Regions from separate parts of the Mus musculus genome. Here all the other regions are linked to region 4. A link is a loop called in an ENCODE intact Hi-C map of the cell type or tissue named here. Cell type or tissue: heart. All regions are shown on one strand.

Region 1 (4,000 bases), 400 kb before region 4:
GGACGAACGTTGTGCACAATCCGCGCTTTGATTTTGCAGTCCTGCTGGAGGGGGGCTGGTGCACGCTTGTGCACGTGCGTGTGAATAGTTATGGAGGAGCAGCTGGTCCTCCGAGAGCTGGGCGTGGATCTATGCAATCAGTAGCTCTCTAGCGAGCCGCTTGGGGTGCACCTGGGCGCTACTGGAAGGACAGCAATTCACTGTACCCAGGAGGCACCGAGTCCCGAGGGGGAAGAAGACCTGCGGACCCGCACATCATGCCAGCAAGTCCTTAAAAGGGAACACCTGCATGCACGAGGTGTTCAGCGCAGGTCCTCGTTTTTCATCTGGTTCCTTGCAGGCACTCCCTCCCACCTTGGACAAAAAGGATCCGCCTGATAGTACACCGGTAGGAGGAAAGCCGTTCATTCTTTAGGTTTGGACTCCCACCTCCTAGATAATCCTTGGAAAACAGTGGACTGTAACAGTGGATACAGGGGTGTGATCACAGGCCTCTGAGTGCCGGGCTATTTTCAGGTCCCAGTTTAAGATAGTCTGTTTCGATTGGAGCCTAAAGTCAATATAAACAAAACTAGATAGATCTGAGAAGAGAAGCAGAGGTGCTCCCCTGCCCTCCAAACATAAATAGCTTTTCATTTCTCAAAAGAGAAGGAGGAGGGGCTTGGTAGAAAGTCGACAAGAAAGGTGAGTCGGGTCTCCTCCCAGTTTTCTTTTCCTACTGCCCTGGGCTGGGTGCTCACAGCTTTACAAGGAGCTGCCTGCCTAAGTCTAAAGCATAGAAGGCGGGAAAGGGACAGCACATAGGGGCTTTTCCTTTTCGTTTATCTTTTAATCCTCAGCGCTGGGGCCTGTTTTCGGGTTCCCCCGGCTTTCTGGGTCTCTGCGCCCCACCTCCTTGCCAGCTCGCTCGCTTGTTCTCCCCACCCAACCCCCTCAGCCATACCCACCCGCTACACCCCATTCTCGGTGATTTGCATATTTCCCGCCCCTCTCGGAAACCATTGGCATAGCCCTTGCCCGGCGTGGCTGATGATTGGTGAACCGCCCGGGTGTATTTGCATGCGGGCCGCTCCAGAGGACCTATCTGTGTCTGTAACCCGCGCCCCGTAGAAGTTTGTGGAGCGCTTTCTCAGCGGCTGGTCCCAGACGGACCTCGGGCGCCTCGCTCTTCGGTGGCCGCCCCGTTTTCTCGGGATTCTTTCTGTGGTGATGGACTCTCCGGACGCTCTGTAAGGGAAGCTGAGAGCTGGCGGCGCGAGTTCAGAGGAGGAGGGCTGGGAAGTCCGTTCGCTGACAGCGGCGCGACTGAACGCGGACGGCGTCGGGCTCCGGCCGGCTGAGAGCTTCGCCTACCTTCCCGCGGCCTGTGCGCGGGCGATGCTGCGGCCCCGAGGCGCGGCGCGGCGAGCACGGAGGGCGCCTCCGAGAGCCTAGAGCTGGTTTCCGCCCCCTTCCCCCGGGGCAAGTGGGCATGGAACAGTGAGAGCCCCTCGCTCGGCGAGGCCGCGCGCGGAGGCTCCCCCATGGCCGGGACATACAGCTCCACATTGAAGACTCTGGAGGACTTGACCTTGGACTCCGGGTATGGGGCCGGCGACTCCTGCCGCTCGCTCAGCCTTTCGTCTTCCAAGTCCAACTCGCAGGCGCTCAACTCTTCGGCGCAGCAGCACCGCGGGGCGGCCTGGTGGTGCTACTCCGGCTCCATGAACAGCCGCCACAACAGCTGGGACACGGTGAACACAGTGCTGCCCGAGGATCCCGAAGTGGCCGACCTCTTCTCCCGCTGCCCGCGGCTCCCGGAGCTGGAGGAGTTCCCTTGGACCGAGGGAGACGTGGCCCGGGTGCTCCGCAAAAGCGTCGGCGGCCGGAGGCTGCCCTCGTTCTCCGCCGAGGCTGTGAGACGCTTGGCCGGACTCCTCCGCCGGGCGCTCATCCGCGTGGCCCGGGAGGCGCAGCGCCTTAGCGTGCTGCACGCTAAGTGCACCCGCTTCGAGGTGCAGAGTGCGGTGCGCCTGGTGCACAGCTGGGCGCTGGCCGAGAGCTGCGCACTGGCAGCGGTCAAGGCGTTGTCCCTCTACAGCATGAGCGCTGGGGATGGGCTGCGCCGCGGCAAGTCGGCGCGCTGCGGCCTCACTTTCTCCGTGGGCCGCTTCTTCCGTTGGATGGTGGACACTCGCATCTCCGTGCGCATCCATGAGTACGCGGCCATCTCGCTAACGGCTTGCATGGAGAACCTGGTGGAGGAGATCCGGGCCAGGGTGCTGGCGAGCCAGAGCCCAGATGGCGGAGGGGCAGGAGGTGGAGAGGTATCCGCTGAGGCCTTGGAGATGGTCATCAACAACGACGCCGAGCTCTGGGGAGTCCTGCAACCCTATGAGCATCTCATCTGTGGCAAGAACGCCAATGGTAAGCACGAGGGGGGTGTGGGTGAAGGGAACCTTGACCTACAGGCTGGGTGGGCCACCCCAGGAGTGGATTTTCTTAGGAGCAAGCTGTGAAGTGAACCACCGGAATTCTGGGAGAATTCTTAAGTGGAAATCTTGTCAAAGGTTGTTTTAGGTGTCTAACTTTTGAGGATAAAGTTGTGGTTAGTGTTCTGTTGACTGTACACTAATTGAGTGAGAATGGGTGCGTGGACCAAACTACTCCTGAACCCTCTAAAGTGAGTCTTGCTGCCCTGCTACGGTTTTCCCTGTTAGTTGGATCTCTAGGAGTCTATTTTCACCTCACCATAGGTAGATTGTGGTTCTTCTGGTGTTGTCTCAGCACTGTGGCAGCAAGCAGCCCAGGGGTCTGTACTCTCAACACCTGAGCCTTGGATAAATGGGATGGGTAGATTAGAATGGAGAGCCCAGTTTCTGGTGCTGCACCCTGGGCTTAATGGTGCTCATAGTCAGGCCTCTTGACAGGAGGTGGAGGGAGAGCTCCCAGCTCTTAATACTATGTGCCCAGAGGTGAGGGAAACCAGAGACTCTTGAGTCTGCTTCCCAGAAAGAGCCACACGCTGGCTTCTGGGGCTGAATTTTCCAGCTGTCATTAGCCAAGTAAGCATTTGATTAAAACCTCATGTTAAATTAAATGCACAACCTTTTAGGCTTTCCTGAAAGGAAAGATGACAGGCTCAGTAAACCGCATTATGGGAATGGAGTGTGGGGGATGGGCAGCTGCACGGCGCGGAGTCTAGAAAACTAAGCACTGGGTAGCTGCACCCCAACTGAAGGCATTGCAAGGCTTCAGAGCCAAGGGTGAAAACAAAGCACTTGCCGTTTGCTATGGCAGTTTAGAGCACGACATGCATTCAACAGCAGACTGCTTATCTGACACCAGCTTCAGGGGTGGCCACCATGTATTATTTAAGATGGACCAACCTTATGGTCCAATTGGAAGGGTCACTTTGTGTGCAGCTTTCAGTGGCAAATAAGCAGGTAATGGAGGAGACCAGGTGGATCCTGGAAAGGGAGAAAAGTCAAATTAGACGTGGCTTAACATACTCATGGTAGCTAAACTTTAGAACAATGTGGCTTAACATACTCTGGATAGCAAAATTTAGAACGATAAAATGTAGAATACCAGTAATAGTCACTGTACTTAGCACTCTGTATATGATGACCACTTTTATAAACTAGCCAGTGTCTATTGGCAGTGTGAAACTGTGAACTGTGTGTTTAGGTTTCTGTCCCCATTTTCTGCATACAACCCCTAAAATTCCTGGAATCTCCAAAATGAAAATATATTCTTGTATGGCAATGACTAAGTAAGAGCTTGCTACCTGTAGGTAGTTTCAGGGTGGGGATTAGTCACCAGAAAGAATAAAGCAGTCTTTAAAGGGTTAGTACCTTCTGACTTCTATCCCCAGCCTCCCACAAGAGGGGTGAGGCAAGACAGAAGGTTAAATTGATGATCAATCAATGGCCAAGATTCTAATCAATCATGCATGTATAATAAAGTCTTCATAAACAAAAAAACAAACTTCAAGAGGAGAAGTTTCCTGGTGCTTCTG
Region 2 (4,000 bases), 170 kb before region 4:
TAAATAGCCTGGATTTTTCCAACTTACCTCCTACAGCTCAGATTTTTAGCCAATATCCTATCTCACTAATCTCCTCTAACTAGTTAAACAACTAACTAAACATCTTCATGGGAATTTTTCAAAATTTTAAAATATGCCCCGGCAGGCATAAGTTATCAAAAGTTACATTATACTTAATGTAAAAGGGCAAGTTAGAATAACAGTTCCAGGTAAATTGCCTCCATTTTCACTCTACCACCCCATGTTTGTCCCTTTCCACTACTTTTCTTAATCAGGGTAGAAATTTACTTCTACCCAGACTCTTCCTCTAAACTGTGTTGGTATACGGTCCTACACTAAACGCATAAAACAAAAAAGCCGGTTTAAGTAATCTAACAGTATGGTCCAGAATGGCTAAATATTAAAGCCAAAACAGTGTGGGTGTGGCTCGACTTTTTGGGAGGGGGGGCTAGGCGGGGCTGCTGCCTGGTCTCTGCCCTCCCCCTCTGCTTTCGCTTTGTGCTCACAATGCAGCTCCTGTACAGCGCTTCCCTCTCCCGCAGCCGCCGCCATGTTAGACACTCCATGTGCCCAGAGACCCAGAGGCAGTCTCCAGTCTAAACTAGATCCACCTCCGAAAGATCAAGGAAATCTCCCTGACCCTTTAGAATGCTGAAGCGGTAAAAAATAATAAATTAAAAAGAAAAGGTCATGGCAAAAAACAACAACAAAAAACACTCATTTAAAAACTACCTCGTGACTAGGCTGGGCGTGAGGTTCCAAGCACCCAGACAATCGAAACAAAGGGGGAAACGTAGGGAGCCCATCGGAAGGGGGCGGGGGTACCCAAGCAAAGGCCCGCTTAACTAGGACTTGACGGGACTGCAACCCTAGTTCAGGTCTAGACACATATCTTTTCTTGGGAAGAGAGCCATTCCACCAGCCCCCAGCCTAGGTACCAAAGGCAAACGCCACAGTTACAAGGCATGGACCGCTCAACTCCACGAGCAATCGGGCCGGGCACACTGTTTCTTCCCCTTGGCCTCCTTCAAAAGTCAGGCCTCAGTTTGGGAGCATACCCAGCAACGGGCCCACCACCCAAGCAACCGGTCACCAGGCGGAAAGGCCCCGCTCAGCCTGATGTGAGTAACCGAGGCCTAGAGGCAGCGCCGCGTTGGGGTCAGGTGACAGGCACCTCCCCGAGGCGCCCGTTTTCTGGGCAAGGAGCACCATCCACCGCCGGGACCGGTGTAGGGCTGGAGCCACGAGCCCTCCCTCTCCACTAACTCCTCGCACCTTTTTCTTCTCCAGGTTCCGAAGTTTCTTGTCGATTACGCCGAGAATCTGCTTCATGGCCTCGGTCTGGACGGCGCCGGTGCCGGTTGCCGGATGCTGAGAAGCCGGCGCAGCTGCCCCGGCCGCCGCCTCACTCCCGGAGGAACCGGACGGCGGCGGCGGTCCCGACGATTTGCTGCCGCTTCCGCTGTGGCTGGTGGCCGAGGGCATCTTTAGACCGAGAAGAGAGGAGAGGAAAAAAGCGGGAGGGAAGGACAAGACCAGCAAGTCAGGAGACGGACGGGGAGAGACGCGGGACAAAACGCGCAGCGGGCGGGCGGGCAGGCGGCTACGCGCGCGCGCGGTGGGGGGAGGGGGCGGCGCGCGCCGCCGGCAGGAAGGGGCCCACGGGCACGCGCGCGACCCGCCAGCGGGGCGCCGGGCCGCCCGCCCCTCCCCCCTCCCCGGGGCACCAAGCTCGCGCCGGGGGCGGGGCCTGGCACGGCCGCCGTCAACCGCCAGGGCAACGGTCCCCATCGGGGCAAGTGGCACCCGTTGCCTTGCGAGAACGAGAGGGACAAAGGTCAGGGCCAGGGGTGGAGAAGGGCACTTGGAGTGACCGGGTTGGGGGTGGGGGTGGGGAGGCCCTGAGCGAGCCCTCCCAGCCGCTCGGACCGCTCCGAAGGTAAAAAGGACACCCAGGTACAGCGGCCTTCTTCCCCTTCGGCGCCTTTGATCCGGGATGGCGCTCACCGTGCGCGCGCGGAGCCGCTGGACGTCTGGAGTGGGCAGCCGAGGGGGGCAAGGGTGGTGCTGCGTTGAGAACAGAGACGTGCGCTCCGTGGGCGCAGGCCGCTTCGCCCTGTCCCCGCGGCTCTGAGCTGCTCCTAGTGGGACAAGAGCCGGCGCGGGAGGGACTTAGCCAGCCAGCGCTCTGCAACGAGGGGGGGCGGGAGCAATAGGGAGCGAGGGCCTTCAAGCCGGTGAGGCTGCCCGACTGGAATGCCTGTCGAAAAAAGGTCACCGGACCGCGCCTCCCGTCGGGCCGTGTCCTCGGCGCCAGGTTCCTGTCCCTTTGCATATCTGGAAAGTACCCTCACGGAGACCGTTATCCCAGATCCTTGAGTTTTGAGTGAAACCTAAGCTGGGGTCCTTCAGGCGAAATCTCTTGACATCCTAACGGGGACAATGGGTGTCAAGCCTCAGGCTCTGGAGCTGAGGACTGCCCCTTGTAGAGCCCTTATTTGGTGGGAGTGGGGGTTGGAGGGGCAAAGGTTTCTGCAAGTAAGGGGTGCGTGGGGTGGGTGGTGCAATCCCAGCTTCTAGAATTCCTTCTGTATGGAGAGCATGCAAACTCACCCTAAAAGGTCTGAGAAAAGGCAACTTGCCACATAATAATTATACAATAACCTAGGCATGGAGAATGAACATCCTTCATGGCTTTTTGATCTCCTTAATTACCCCAGTCATGTTAAAAACCCGTCTTCTCCTACCCTGAGATAGATAAGTACGCCCTATCAGGAATTACTTATCTTTACCCGATTTGTTTAAGATTTTACCCAAAACTTTAAAGACTATGCAAGATGCCGGGAGGGGGTGCGAGGGGGGCACTTTTTTGTCCAGGAGAATTATTTGGGGGGCGGGGGGGTGGTCAAAGAGGGTGGATAACGAGTAAAAGGAAAAAATGAGTGATCTAGAGAAAGGTACTAAAAGGAATATGATCCGTGGAAAATTCAGCAACATGATGTATGAGAGCAGTAAATGACCAATTTATAATTTAAAATCCATGAAAAGGAAATTTAGAAGAGGGTTCTATCAAAGAATTAAAATGACTAACACTGGCTGGCACCAGTATATCCTGAGGGAGCCTGGAGAAACAGCAGCACCCCGTGGCCTTGAGATACTCACTCCACTTAACTGTAAAGTCTGTAATCTGTGCTTTTAAGTATTTATCGAGCACCTTATGGCATGCTAGGAAATCTGCAGTGCTAGAGATGGTGAACAAAACAGCTTTTTTTTTTTCACAGTGTTTGTATTGGGAGGTATGCACAAAAATAACAAACCAAAGGAAGAAAAAAAGGTGATGGGGAATGAAAACCTTCCTGGGTACTTCTGAGCCAGGACTGGAGGAAGCAAAGAGAGCTTAGAGGAGGACCTTTCTAGTAAAAGAAACACCATTGAGCAAGATCTGAGAGGAGCTTGGTTAGTGCTCCTGCCTTTAATCCAAGCACTGGAGAGGCAGAGACAGGCAGGCCTCTTAAGCTCAAGACTACTAGACTAGCCTAGTCTACCTAGTAAGTTCCAGACTGAACAAGAGTGACATAGGAGAATATGGCAAAACCTTAATGTGTTTCACAGTGGCTAGAAAGAGTAAGAAAGAAAGCCATAAGCCGGGCAGTGGTGGCGCACACCTTTAATCCCAGCACTTGGGAGGCAGAGGCAGGCAGATATTCTGAATTCAAGGCCAACCTGGTCTACAGAGTAAGTTCCAGGACAGCCAGGGCTGCACAGAGAAACCCTGTCTCGAAAAACCAAAAATAAAAAAGAAAGCCATAAAGGGGCCTGGCTTCGATATTTGCTGAGTGACATAGGGAATGTTAATTTCATCAAATGTGGTTTAAATCACTCTTACTGTCATGGCAGTGCAGGCCTTTAATCCCAGCACTGGGGAGGCAGGTGGATCTCTGAGTTTGAGGCCAGCCTGGTCTACCCAGAGAGTTCCAGGACAGCCAGGGCTATTACACAG
Region 3 (4,000 bases), 73 kb before region 4:
TACAGAGTGTTTGCCTTTGACAAAAGTGAAAAGGAGAAATGTCTGCTAACCATAGCTGTCTGAACACTCCCTCCCGACCCCCACTCCGAACCTTTCCTCCCCCCCCCCCCCGCCCCCCCGCCAGCTGAATACCCAGCAGGGGATTGAGTTGCCTCACCCCATCTTTGGTGGAGTATGAGCTTGGCCTGAGCTGTGTGTTCTATTCTAGGATATACATAATGGGTGCTGTGTGAGTCTGCTATTCCAAAGGAAGGTCTTGACACAGGAGCAGGGAAGGATGCTTAGCACAACTTAAAAACCATTTAATAGCTCAATATGTTGGCTCTGAGCATCTATGTTCACTGAACGCCATAGCCCTGTACAGAAGCCTGATAGTTATCACCATGCTCTAGATGAGGAAACAGATTGTACAGGTAACTAACTCATCCAAGGTCACACAGCTGGGAAGCACGGAGCCAGGACTCTGCTCCTCATGGCTAAATTGCCTTCCACCCTTCTCCCCTCAGGCTTTCAAATGCTACCTCCCTGCTTCCTTCTATTCAAGCGTAGAAACCAGAGCTTTAAAAAGTGACTTCTACCAAGAACGTTCAGCAGAATGAGCCCAACATAGAACGACAACTCACAGCGACACAAAAGGCCCAAACCAGAGGAAATTACCCTGCACAATTTGCAAATCACCTCAACAGAGTCTTCTGGGCAAAATGAAGGCTAATTTTAAAACATCCACATCCTCTGGGCTCCGCCCTTCCCCCCCCACCCAGAGGTTCTTGGGGCCATTCAAGCAAAAACCCCTCTGCTCTCATTTGCATTGTTCTTGGGAGGGGGAAAGTGAGCAAGCTCTGAGGTGTCACTCCCCTGAGAGGTGCAGCAGGGTCACACCTCGTTTGGCACAACCGGATCAGGCGTGAACCTGTGCAAAGTTGGCCTACAGTCCAAATGAGTTAATTAGTCAGCATTGCCCCCAGAGAAGGTAGACGATTGACCTTTCCCAAGAAAATGAACGTGCCCCACCCAGTGACAAGAAATGAGGGCACCGGTCATGCGATAAAAACACAGGCCTGAGAGAGCTATAGTAAGAGCTCCTGCTGTGTTGGACCCTGTGCTGTGGGGTGTGCTGGGCACCATCATGATCAAGGTGCATGACCCCTGGAGATTTGGGGAGGCCCTGTATGGTGAAGTGTGGCAGCTGACAGCATTTGGGAAACATGGAGAATTTCCCCAGGTTTATACAGCAGTTCACTCATCTATTTTAAAATCCTGTTTATTTATTTAATGTGTGTGTGTGTGTGTGAACATCTGTGCTGCTGTGTATGTATGTGTGTGGAGATCAGAGAACAACTTTTGGGAGTTAGTTCTCTCCTTCCACCATATGTGCCCCGAGGATTAGACTCTTCATCAGGCTTGGCAGCAAGTGCATTTACCCACTGAGCCATCTCACTGACCGAAGAGCAGTTTATTATAGTGATCATGAATGTCCCACATATGACCCTGAGGTCACTGTACCAGCATTTCCCAACGCCTTCCCTTGAGTCACTTTGGGACTTGTCTGTGGGTCTCTGTCTTAGGTCAATCCCCAAACATTCCTTGTCCCAGAGTCCTGGGGATGGTCAGATAATCATGACTTTTTTTTTTTTAATCAGGAGAATTAAAATAATTTTTACCTCCAGGAAATTTCCAAACCAGGCAAAATGTTCTTGGCTTTCCACGGCCTCCTGGGGGCCCCGGGCTCTGTGTCCCTGAGCTGTAGGGAGGATAGCATGCCTGTGTGCAGTGGGGCTATTCGTCATCAGAACAACAAGGCCAGCAGCAGTGTGGCTCTCACCTTATCAGGGTGGTTGGCCTAGCTGGATTCTATTAATTGCTGAAGGCTGTTGGAGTTGGCAGATACAGGAAACAGTTTACATGGTGACACAGGGCCCCAGCTCGCAGCCTCTCAGAAACTGTATTATTGTAGTGGCATAATTGTGATTAGGGACAGTTCCCTGAGGAAGAGCAGACCTTTGATGATTGAGTCACTTCCTCTGCACTCCACTTCAGTGTGATAGTGTGGCCCCACGGACCCTTGGCTGGCCAGAGACTTTAGAGTCCCACAGGAAAGCTCTCCAACAGGGGCAGTCCAACCTCGCCCCCAAGCTATGATCCTGGAGAGAGGGAAGCAGGACAGAGTCTCTGATTTCTACCCTTGGTTCCAGCAAGTGCTTTGGTACTGGGGAGGCCGGGCTTTATGGGGTCACCAACTGTGTGGCTTTGGCAGGTTCATTCCTTGGGTCTCAGTTTTCCCGTTTATAAAATGGGAGATGATACAAGATGATTGAAATGTTTGCCGGAGGGATTAAATGGAATTAATTTAGTGTTTGCAAACACTTAATTAGCTATTAGTATCACTATTGTAGTTCTTGTTTCCTTTTCCCCTCTAATATCAACTGAACTTGGAACACAGCAACCTGAAATAGAGCCCATCTCTCTCTCCCTGCCCTTGGCATGCATCTCAGGCACCACTGGGTGCTGCCCTTATCCACCCAGGCTGCCCCAGGCTGCTTCAGGCTGCCCCAGGCTACTGGAAGCTTTTACCTAGAGCAGCCCCACAAACAAACTCCCAGAATCATGCTTATCTCAGCCCGGGTCAGGCTTCAGAGAGAAAAACACCCTCTGTGCACAGGGTGGGAACAAAGTTTGTCAAACAAAGGGCTCTGTCCTTTTTTACTGGAACTGGTATGAGTGAGGCCCCTCGATGCTTTCTGAGGGGCCTGGGGCGGAGTGTGCTGGTCTGGGCTGCCTCATGCAGCACCTAGCAGGGGATGTAACAGGGCAGAATGGGGAGTGGGGGGACAGCCTGGTGGGCTCCAGTCTGATTGATGCCTTGGGTTCATATCTGTCACGTAGTGGTCCTATGCTCTTAGGAAAATCACTTTTCCTCTCAGATCCTCTATTTCTTCAGCTGGTAAATGGGGGTAAAAATATCCTTCTCAGAGTGCTGTGGCTGGGATGAAATTAGATACCTGTGCAAAACACTTGGTCTAGTTATACATACAAAAATAGTAAATAAGTGTTAAATGCTTAATGAGGGAAGTAAGGGAGACCCATTGACTCTTAATCCCACAGAAAGCAGCTCCCCCACTGCCCCAGAAAGGCTTGTGAGACATAATACAGTTCGGGCACTACTTACAGAATTCATTACCCACACGTTGGGATTTCTAGCAAACTACTTTTCCTTTTCCTTTTCCTTTTCCTTTTCCTTTTCCTTCTCCTTCTCCTTCTCCTTCTCCTTCTCCTTCTCCTTCTCCTTCTCCTTCTCCTTCCCCTTCCCCTTCCCCTTCCCCTTCCCCTTCCCCTTCCCCTTCCCCTTCCCCTTCCCCTTCCCCTTTCCCTTTCCCTTTCCCTTTTCCTTTCTTTCACGTCTTAGTTAGGTCTATTGCTGTGATAAAACACTGACCAAAAGGCAACTTGGGGAGGATGGAGTTTATTTAGTTTACCTATCCTGTGTAATAGTCCACTGAGGAAGGTCAAGGCAAGAATTCAAGTCGGACACCTGGAGGCAGGAGCTGATACAGAAACCGGGAAGGGATGCTGCTTCCTGGCTTGCTTTCTTGTAGCACTCAGGACCATCTGCAGTGAGCTGGGACTTCCCACATCCATCATTACTCAAGAGAATGCACTACAGACATGTGTATAGGTAAATCTCATGGTGGCATTTTCTCGGTTGAAGCTCCCTCTTCCAGATGAGTCTAGCTTGTGTCAAGTTGACATAAAACTGACCAATAAGTTAGCTCTGTGTGTGTATGTGTGGGTGCACATGAGTCATGTTGTACATGTGGAGGTCAGAGGTCAAATCGCAGGAGTCAGGTTTTTTCCTTCAACCCTGTGGGTCCTTGGCATCAAACTCAGGTTGTCAGGTTTGTCAACAAGTACTCTCTACCCACTGAGCACTCTGGTTAGCCCCTAGTAAACTCTTTAAAGACACAGAGACCTTATATATTTTATTTATCACTGTGTACCTAGT
Region 4 (4,000 bases):
AAAGAATGTACTTGTAAATGTACTAAGAAGAAAATAAAAGGGGGGTTCCAGTGAGGAAAAATAACCTATCTGTGGTCATGTTTATCACGCAGACTGATTCAGACTTCTGACATCCTTATTTCAGAAGGAAAGCTTGGGAATGTCTAAACTTCCGGGTATTTAATATTTTGAGGGTAGAGGAGAAGGTACAGTTTAGTCTTGCTGGGTAGGGATCAAACAAAGATTTCTTTAGCTCTCGTTCTACACATTCGAATTGCCTCAGAGTAGCTGAATCTTGCCTGAACGTGGCAGTTACTGGATGCTATGGGAAGATACCGTAAGGCCATGATTGCTTTAAAATCACTCATAATAAAAAGACATAAAAAACACATTTTGAGGCTTGATTCTAAATGTTATACTTAAATTTAGGCGACTTAATTGCCCATAGAATGGGAATGAAGTCCCACCAGTAGGCAGTAATTTCTTACAGCCATGGTGTGTGAAATTGAAATCTTAAGATATCATCATATCAAAGACGTACCTTCTCAAAGAAGGCTCCCTCCAAAGAGTTGTGAAAGACAAGAAATTGACCCAAAGTCATGAAAGTATCTCCCTCCGCCCCCTTAGCACACTCAGGTCAAAGCAAAAGCACAATTGGCCATTCCAAAGTTACCTCTTAGAATCCAAGGAGATATTTATTTTAATAACTCATTCCAATGCTATGGGAAATTGGAGCAACAACAACAACAAATACACACACATTTAATTACAGATCCATGGGTCACATGCTGGGTACATAGTTATATATATGTATATATGCATACATATGCATATATATGTATATGTATATATGAATACATATGCATATATACAGATATACATATATGTGTATATATGTGTGTATGTATATATATATACATATATATGTATATGTGTATATATATATATATATATATATATATATATATATATATATATGCTCCCATTTCATTAGAGATCCATGTACCACATGATGGGTGTATAGTTCCATCAATCCTTACACCAAACCCTCTAGTTAGTAAATCCCATTATTCCCATTTTACTAACAAGGATGCTGAAAGTGTAAATTCTGCTTGTTCAGCTGAGTTCACATGATGGTAAAAGGGAGGTTACAATACAGGCAAACTCCTCAGCCACTTTCTTCATGCCGTATCTTGAAGGTAGTTTTCCTAGTCACATGAGCTGATAAGAGTCTAAAGCAACCCCAGGAAATATGGTTCTAGTGGCTCGGCATTAAAACATCATTATTAAGTAGATATACTGCTAATCACAACCCGTGTGTTTTCATTGTTTCTTTTTCTTCTTTTGGTTTTGGTTTTGAGACACTGTCTCCTGTAGCCCAGACTGGCCTGTGACGAACTTTGTAGGGGAGGATGACTTAGAATCCCTAATGCTCCTGCCCTGCCTGACCTGGGATTACTGGCCTGTGCTACCACTAACAATGTTTATTTTCACTTCAGATAGAAATGAAAGTAGAATAACAAGTTATGTATTTATCATATAATTTAGGCTTGCCTAAACATTGTAAAAAATTTGTTTTTTAATTTAGAAAAACTAAGGACTTAAATAGAAAATATCTTTTTATACACTGAAGGTGGGTTTTGGACCAACACGAGGGCAGGCGCACAAACACAGATTTTAATTATTCCCTTTCAGTATACGTGTCAGGACATGGAGAGAGAGGGAAATGACACGAATCTGTGGGTAGTGGTTCAGGCTATTGCTAGGGAGAAATCAGGGAGGACTTTGCTCAGTACGGGGAATCCGGGAATTCATTTCTGACTATCATCTTCCGGGGTGAGCTGGTCTAGGTTATTAAAGCAATCTTTAAATTGGGGCTGAAATGCCTATGTCTTTGATCCGGGCTGTTCTTACTAAACAATGGATTCTGAGAGCACTCGGGACTTTCCTCTTTACAAACCTGAAGACTGTCATCATCATAAGCTAACGGGCCTTGAACGATCATTTCTGGACTCAGTTTCAAGGAACTCAAGGCCCAGGGGGACCTAGGTTTTTCTCCTGAAAAGTAGCTAGCTGGAATCCATCTCTTCCCTTCTGTATTTCTTTCTCCTTCTAGAACTTGTCTTCAAGCTTGAAGGAGAAACCTGCCCTTTTCTTTGTTTTATATAAGACAAAATAATAGTAAGTAATAACTGAAAGTCTTTTTATCGGGAAGGAACTTCCTCCGGTCCAAGCAAGTATTGCTGCTGATACTTTACAGAGAGGGCCAGCCTCACCGCTGGAGTTCGCTCTTTGAAAGAGGCTAGGGGAGGGAATTCTGCCGCCAGCAGATGGAGAGGAGACCCGGACAACGTGGTCCCTCCCAGACACCCTCCCTGCGGGATTAGCTGCCCCCAGCTCTGCTCAGGCGCACCTAGCGCGTGAGGTTCCTGGTCACACAGCTTGCGCCCCTCTCTGGAGAGCAGTCGCAGCTACTAGCTTGCCGCCAGCAGAGCCGCACTGTCTCGGGCATCGCAGAGCACCACGACTGTGGACTTGGGACCTCGAACCCGAGACGAGCGCGCGCTAGCCAGCCATTAGCAACGCTTGCATTTCTGCAGGTGCTTATTTCACATTCTTGTCTTTTCTTTCCTGCTGGAACGGGCGAGTGGTTACTTTCAGCCTGAGGCCAAAGGGAAAGGCAGAAGAAGGGGAACTCTGAAAAAGACAGTTTAGTGGCAGCGGGATTCTTGCCCCAGGAGAGGGGCTCAGGGGAGACTCTCGGTCTCTGCCGCGGGCCCTTTTAAGAAGCCAAGTCAGGGCTGCCGCTGTCGCCGTTGCTGCTGCTGCCGCTGCCGCCGCCGCCGCCGCCGCCGCCGCTATTTGGATTGCTAATCCCCAGGAGCCCCGTTTAAAAAAAAAAAAAAAAAGGAAGAAAAAAAGGGGGGAGGGGGCGGGCAGCTGTCTCTTTAAATGTGATTTCCTTCTATTGTATTTGAATCGTGATCAGGAAAAAGGAAATGAAACCAGAGACAGAGGGAAGCTGAGCGAAAATAGACCTTCGCGAGAGAGGAGGGAGCCTGGGGAGAGCCGCGCGGTCAGCTCCCCGCCCCCAGGCCGCCGCCCCCTCACTGCCCCCGGCGCCCCGACCCCGGCGAAGGTGCGAGGGGCTCGGGGCGACCGGGCGGAGCCGGCTACTGCGCGCGATCGGGACCGGGCGGCGGCGGCGGCGGCTGTGGTGACGGCAGCGGGACCGGGATGGAAGGTTAAGTCCTGAGCAGCGGCAGCTGTCGCAGCCACCGGAGGGAGGCCGGGCTGCTCCCCGGCCCCCTGCCTTGGCCGCCGCGCGCCGGGCAGCTGGATGATTCGCTCTCTCTCTTTGGCGTTTGAAGGGAGCGCGGTGACTGTCCTTGAGCGTGGAGGGGCGAGCTCGCCAGCGGAGCGACCGAGCAAGAGGAGGCGCAGGAGCGGCGGCGCCCGAGCACCCGAGGGGGTCCGAGTCCAGGCAGCTAGCCAGCCACGCGCCACAAAGGGAGCGCCCCCGCCGCCCGGCACGCCGCCCCCCTCCCCAATGTCCTCGGCCATCGAAAGGAAGAGCCTGGACCCGTCTGAGTAAGTGTGGCGCTTCTGTTCCGGCACCCCAAACAGGGTCCCAGGCTAGGCGCGAGGGGCTGACTCCAGGTGCGCGCCCGCAGCGTGCCCTTGATCCCTCCGTCTCCCAGGGGTTCTCTTTCCTCGCGGGTGACTCTGGAAACACCGAGAGGGACTGGGCGGCGGAAGCTGTAACTGGGATCGACCCTGCGGACCGCTCCGGGCTATCTGGAAAGCTCCCCAAACCTTTACCAGGGCCAGAAAGTTTGCCCAGGAGCTGGCACCCGGAGCTCTGAGGCACAGGTGCAGGGCAGGGAGAGTGGAGGACAAGATTCTGCCTTCTCCCTTTTCGTCCCACCCTCTCCAGGTTCCCTTCCTTTTTGTCCATTTGGCCTTGGAAAGGGGGGCATCCCAACTAGAACATCCCGGGGTCTCCGACGTCGACTCTCCT
Region 5 (4,000 bases), 97 kb before region 4:
TCGAAACACTAGGAAGATAAACGTCTGGTCTTGATTGTGAGGGACTCTGGAGATTAAAGCAGCCCCTGGGTGTGTCTATGAGAGATTAGCTACACTTGGGTAACTGATGGGTGATGTCCCATCTTAAATGTAGGTGGTACTACCCCATGAGCTGCGGTCCCCAATGAGTAGAAAGGACACACACAGTAAGCTGAGAACGGCATTCATCTCTCTCTGCTTCTTGATTGCAGGCACAGCATAGCCAGTTTCCTCTGGTTCTTCCAGTCATGAGTGTCTTGATGTTATAAACTGTACCCTCAACTGTGACCCTTCCTCCTTTAAAGTGTCTTTGGTCAGGCATTTTGACACAGGGTCAAAACAAGTTAAGTGAGTATTTAATACATGACACTGAATGGCCTACAATGAGGTCATCGTTTTCATTGTTTACTTCTCTGTCCCTGGTGAAGTAATCTCATCCCTCGTGGTGGTGGTGATGGTGGTGGTGGTGGTGGTGCCAGCATGTGTCTGTTGGCAGTGGGGTAGATGGCAAAAGGGAGGTTATGGTCCAGATTCTGATTCTAGACAGCTTATTTTTTTGTTTATTCCCCTTTATCCGAGTTTAAATGGGGACAAAAGACACCGCCTTACCTCATCTGATTTATGTGTCATTTAAATGAGACAGTTTCTGTGATTCATTGTCTAGACACTTAGTTACCCTCCCTAAGTGTTAACATGGGTTACACATTTATAATAACCTTATGAATACAGTACACTCCCCTACAATATGTGCTCTATGGCTTTATTTAAAATATTATTTATCTATTTATTTATTATTTTTCAAGACAGGGTCTCTCTGTGTAGCCCTGGCTGTTCTGGAACTCGCTCTGAAGACCAGGCTGACAAATAGTTATTTCTTTTATTTTATGTGTTTGATTATTTTGCCTGCACGTATGTTTGTATGTACACTGTATGCATGTTTGGTGCCAAGAGAGGTCAGAAGAGGACATCAGATCTTCTGGAACTGGATTTAGGAATGGTTGTGAGACACCTCAAGGGTGCTGAGAACTGAACCCAGTAACTCTGAGGAGGCAACAAGTGCTTGTACCTAAGAGCCATCTATCTCTCCAACCCCTGTGGTTATTATTATTGTTGTTGTTATTATTATTATTGTTATTATTACTACTTTGTTTTTGAGATGGGGTCTGACTCTGTAGTCCTGGATGTCTTGGGACTTGGTATACAGACCAGGCTGGCCTCAAACATCAACCTGCCTCTGCCCTCCGAGTTCTGAGATTAACAGTGTGTGCACCGAGCCTCATGACGTATCTTTATGTTCTGCGGATGGGTGTTTTGCCTGCTTGTATGTCTATGTACCACATGCACTCCTGGTGCTCTCGGGAGCCAGAAGAGGGAGACGAATCCCCTTGAACTGGAGTCACAGACACTTGAGCTGTCACATGGGTGCTGGGCATTGCACCTGGGACCTCGGCAGGAGCAGCAAGTGCTCTTATCTATAGAGTCATCTTTCCAGCCCCATTGCTTTAAACTTTGTATAAATGCTCACTGAGGAAACCCTGAAGAACACATAGAGATATAACAGCCACTCCAACAGGTCAATACTACTAATATTTTGGTGCCTTTTTGAGTGTTTTTTTTCTTCCTTCTCAAGTGTTCTATCTTTTTAATAGGACATCATGTTACAATCTATTTTTAAAAAGTAATCTTGGCATTAAACTGTGATCCTTTCTCTGTGGACAAACTGTCTCTTAAAATACATATTCTTGTAGAAGTAGCCACACCCTGGGTCAGATCATTTATTACTTAAAATTACTTCAAACCATTTTTTTTTTTAAATTGGAGGGTGGAGTGGGAGGAGGGATTGCCTGTGCCTGCTAGACTTGGGAAGCATGACACACAACATCTCAGAAAATGAACAGCCTCCATCAGCAGGCAGATGGCTCTGAGGCGCTCTCCTGAAAAGAATCCCCTCACGTTGATTAGATCAATGTTCTCTGAGCTAATTTGGCACTGTGGAACCATTTATCCTCACGGCTCCTGCTAGTGTCTTGGGCTCATTTGAGGAAACATTGTTGCAGGCTCATGGCTCTTAGGAGTAGGGGACAGCTCTTCATCACTGTGTTGTTCCCACACGGCTTTACAACTGGGCTTATTAGAAATTATGAAAAGTAAGTTTAGATTGACGAAGCCACTTCCTGACCAACAGCCACACACAAATGTGACTTGGGGGCCAAGGGTAGCGACCGAGGCTGTGCTCCAAAGGGTGCCTCTCAGTGTCGTGCTAATTGGTCCCTCTGGGGATGAGCCTGTGAACTCAGTCTCATTAGCACAGCACAAGTGCACAAAACAGCTGAGTTAGTTTGTCTGGAGCCCCTGACAGTCTTTTCTTACCCTGATTCTCGTGCTGTCCTCCAGGTGGCGATGCTGGTTTGTCATCTCCTGAGATCCCAAAGCCTGAGCCAAGAGCCTGAAGGCAAGGGAGACACTGAGACCGGCAGCATCAGAGGTGCGGGCAGGGATGGGGACACACACAGCTGCTAGCTCTGTAATTGCACATCCTCATGCACTGGGTGTCCAGGCACAGGCAGGATTTTTGATAAATCAGTAAGCCAAGAAAAAAAAAATGCTGTTAGCCTTTATCAGCAACGTTCCAGGTGTGTGTGTGTGTGTGTGTGTGTGTGTGTGTGTGTGTGTGTGTGGTGTGTACAGGCATGTGCATGAACAAATGTGTCACAGCACATGTATGAAGGCCAGAAGACACTCGAGGGAGTTGGTTCTCTCTGTATAGCATGTTGGCTCCTGGGATTGAACTCACATTCTCAGGCATGGTGACAGATGTGTCATCTTGCTAGTCATTTCTTTAGCTGGACCTGATAGAACACCAGGGCTCCCTTCTTGGTTAACGATCTGCTAAATAAATTGCATGCCCTTGTGTTTTCATGGGTGGTTGGTTCTAGTACTTGCTGGATATACTCATGTATACTCAGGTCTTTTTTGTTTGTTTGTTTGTTTTTGTTTGGTTTTTGGTTTTTGGATTTTGGTGTTTTCTGGTTTTTCGAGACAGGGTTTCTCTGTATAGCCCTGGCTGTCCTGGAACTCACTTTACAGACCAGGCTGGCCTCGAACTCAGAAATCCGCCTACCTCTGCCTCCCGAGTGCTGGGATTAAATGCGTGTGCCACCACGCCTGGCTTATACTCAGGTCTTTATGTAGAGAGGCATAGCGTTTCTATATAACCAGTGCATGTCCTCTGTGTACTTTGTACTTCAAATCACCTCTACTACAGAATACAATTGTAAATAATGATTTTTTTTAAAGTTCACCATTTTGTGTTGATATTTTTGTTGTTGTTGTTGTTTGTTTGCTTGCTTTTGAGACATATTTCTCTATGTAGTCCTGGCTCTCCTGGAACTCACTCTGCAGACCAGGTTGGCCTGGAATTCAGAAATCCCCCTGCTTCTGCCTCCTGAGTGTTGGGACTAAAGGTGTGCACCATCACTGCCAGGCTTGATATAATTTTTTTTTAAAGATTTATTTATTCATTATATGTAAGTACACTGTAGCTGTCTTCAGACACTCCAGAAGAGGGCGTCAGATCCTGTTACAGATAGTTGTGAGCCACCATGTGGTTGCTGGGATTTGAACTCCTGACCTTTGGAAGAGCAGTCGGGTGCTCTTACCCACTGAGCCATCTCACCAGCCCTATAATTTTTATATATCTTTTAAGATACAAAGTTTCACTATCTCAGGCTGGTTTCAAGCTAACCATGGAGGTGAGGATGATGTTGAACTCTTTGTCTTCTTACCTCTCCCTCCTGCGTGCTGGGTCACAGGACTGCACAACCTATGTGATCTATGTGATGCTGGGGAGGAACTCAGTGCCTTCATCCCTGACACACCGCACATGCTCCGCTCTCCCGGTCCTTCGTAGCATCCATTTTTCCCCCAAATATTTTTAATAGGTTGGAACTGAGGTTGTGGGACACACAAGTATAGGGCTGAC

The links. A loop is a pair of places that touch in the nucleus more often than their neighbours do. Peaks named below come from ENCODE experiments on the same cell type or tissue, not always from the same donor. Only the 100,000 strongest peaks of a DNase experiment are listed, where the experiment ranks them.
Region 1: a loop joins it to region 4, with 2.8 times the contacts of the local background. A loop is called at or near these places in 14 of 42 quality-filtered maps.
Region 2: it touches region 4 in a loop (2.0-fold over the local background); 3 of 42 quality-filtered maps call a loop at or near these places.
Region 3: it touches region 4 in a loop (2.1-fold over the local background); 8 of 42 quality-filtered maps call a loop at or near these places.
Region 5: it touches region 4 in a loop (4-fold over the local background); 40 of 42 quality-filtered maps call a loop at or near these places.

Annotation. Positions count from the first base shown.
Region 1 is chr2:103,565,204-103,569,203 of GRCm38, forward strand. It overlaps Abtb2 (ankyrin repeat and BTB (POZ) domain containing 2), which reads left to right and starts at 1,107. Exons shown (of 17, transcript NM_178890.3): 1 at 1,107-2,406. The coding sequence starts at 1,524. In heart, CTCF peaks have their summits at 1,004 and 1,690; DNase peaks (open chromatin) are centred at 328, 1,038, 1,558 and 2,228; H3K4me3 peaks cover 4,000 bases; H3K27ac peaks cover 3,290 bases.
Region 2 is chr2:103,795,456-103,799,455 of GRCm38, forward strand. It overlaps Caprin1 (cell cycle associated protein 1), which reads right to left and starts at 2,185. Exons shown (of 19, transcript NM_016739.3): 1 at 2,008-2,185; 2 at 1,276-1,485. The coding sequence starts at 1,485. In heart, CTCF peaks have their summits at 1,826 and 2,027; DNase peaks (open chromatin) are centred at 516, 1,026, 1,756 and 2,186; H3K4me3 peaks cover 3,251 bases; H3K27ac peaks cover 3,431 bases.
Region 3 is chr2:103,894,455-103,898,454 of GRCm38, forward strand. Gm34948 (a long non-coding RNA gene) reads right to left here and starts at 1,812. Exons shown (of 4, transcript XR_866599.2): 1 at 1,662-1,812. Gm39895 (a long non-coding RNA gene) reads left to right here. Exons shown (of 3, transcript XR_866597.3): 2 at 209-413; 3 at 507-1,734. In heart, a CTCF peak has its summit at 2,496; DNase peaks (open chromatin) are centred at 847, 1,837 and 2,657; H3K27ac peaks cover 3,909 bases.
Region 4 is chr2:103,967,143-103,971,142 of GRCm38, forward strand. It overlaps Lmo2 (LIM domain only 2), which reads left to right and starts at 3,145. Exons shown (of 3, transcript NM_008505.4): 1 at 3,145-3,570. The coding sequence starts at 3,320. All of the region lies in intron 1 of Gm38515 (a long non-coding RNA gene), which reads right to left. In heart, CTCF peaks have their summits at 2,428 and 3,286 (motif pointing right); DNase peaks (open chromatin) are centred at 2,429, 3,109 and 3,699; H3K4me3 peaks cover 2,315 bases; H3K27ac peaks cover 2,046 bases; H3K27me3 peaks cover 291 bases.
Region 5 is chr2:103,869,718-103,873,717 of GRCm38, forward strand. No RefSeq gene overlaps it. Among named protein-coding and RNA genes, the nearest start is that of Gm39895, 22 kb to the right of the region's middle. In heart, CTCF peaks have their summits at 2,404 (motif pointing right) and 3,584 (motif pointing right); a DNase peak (open chromatin) is centred at 2,424; H3K27me3 peaks cover 589 bases.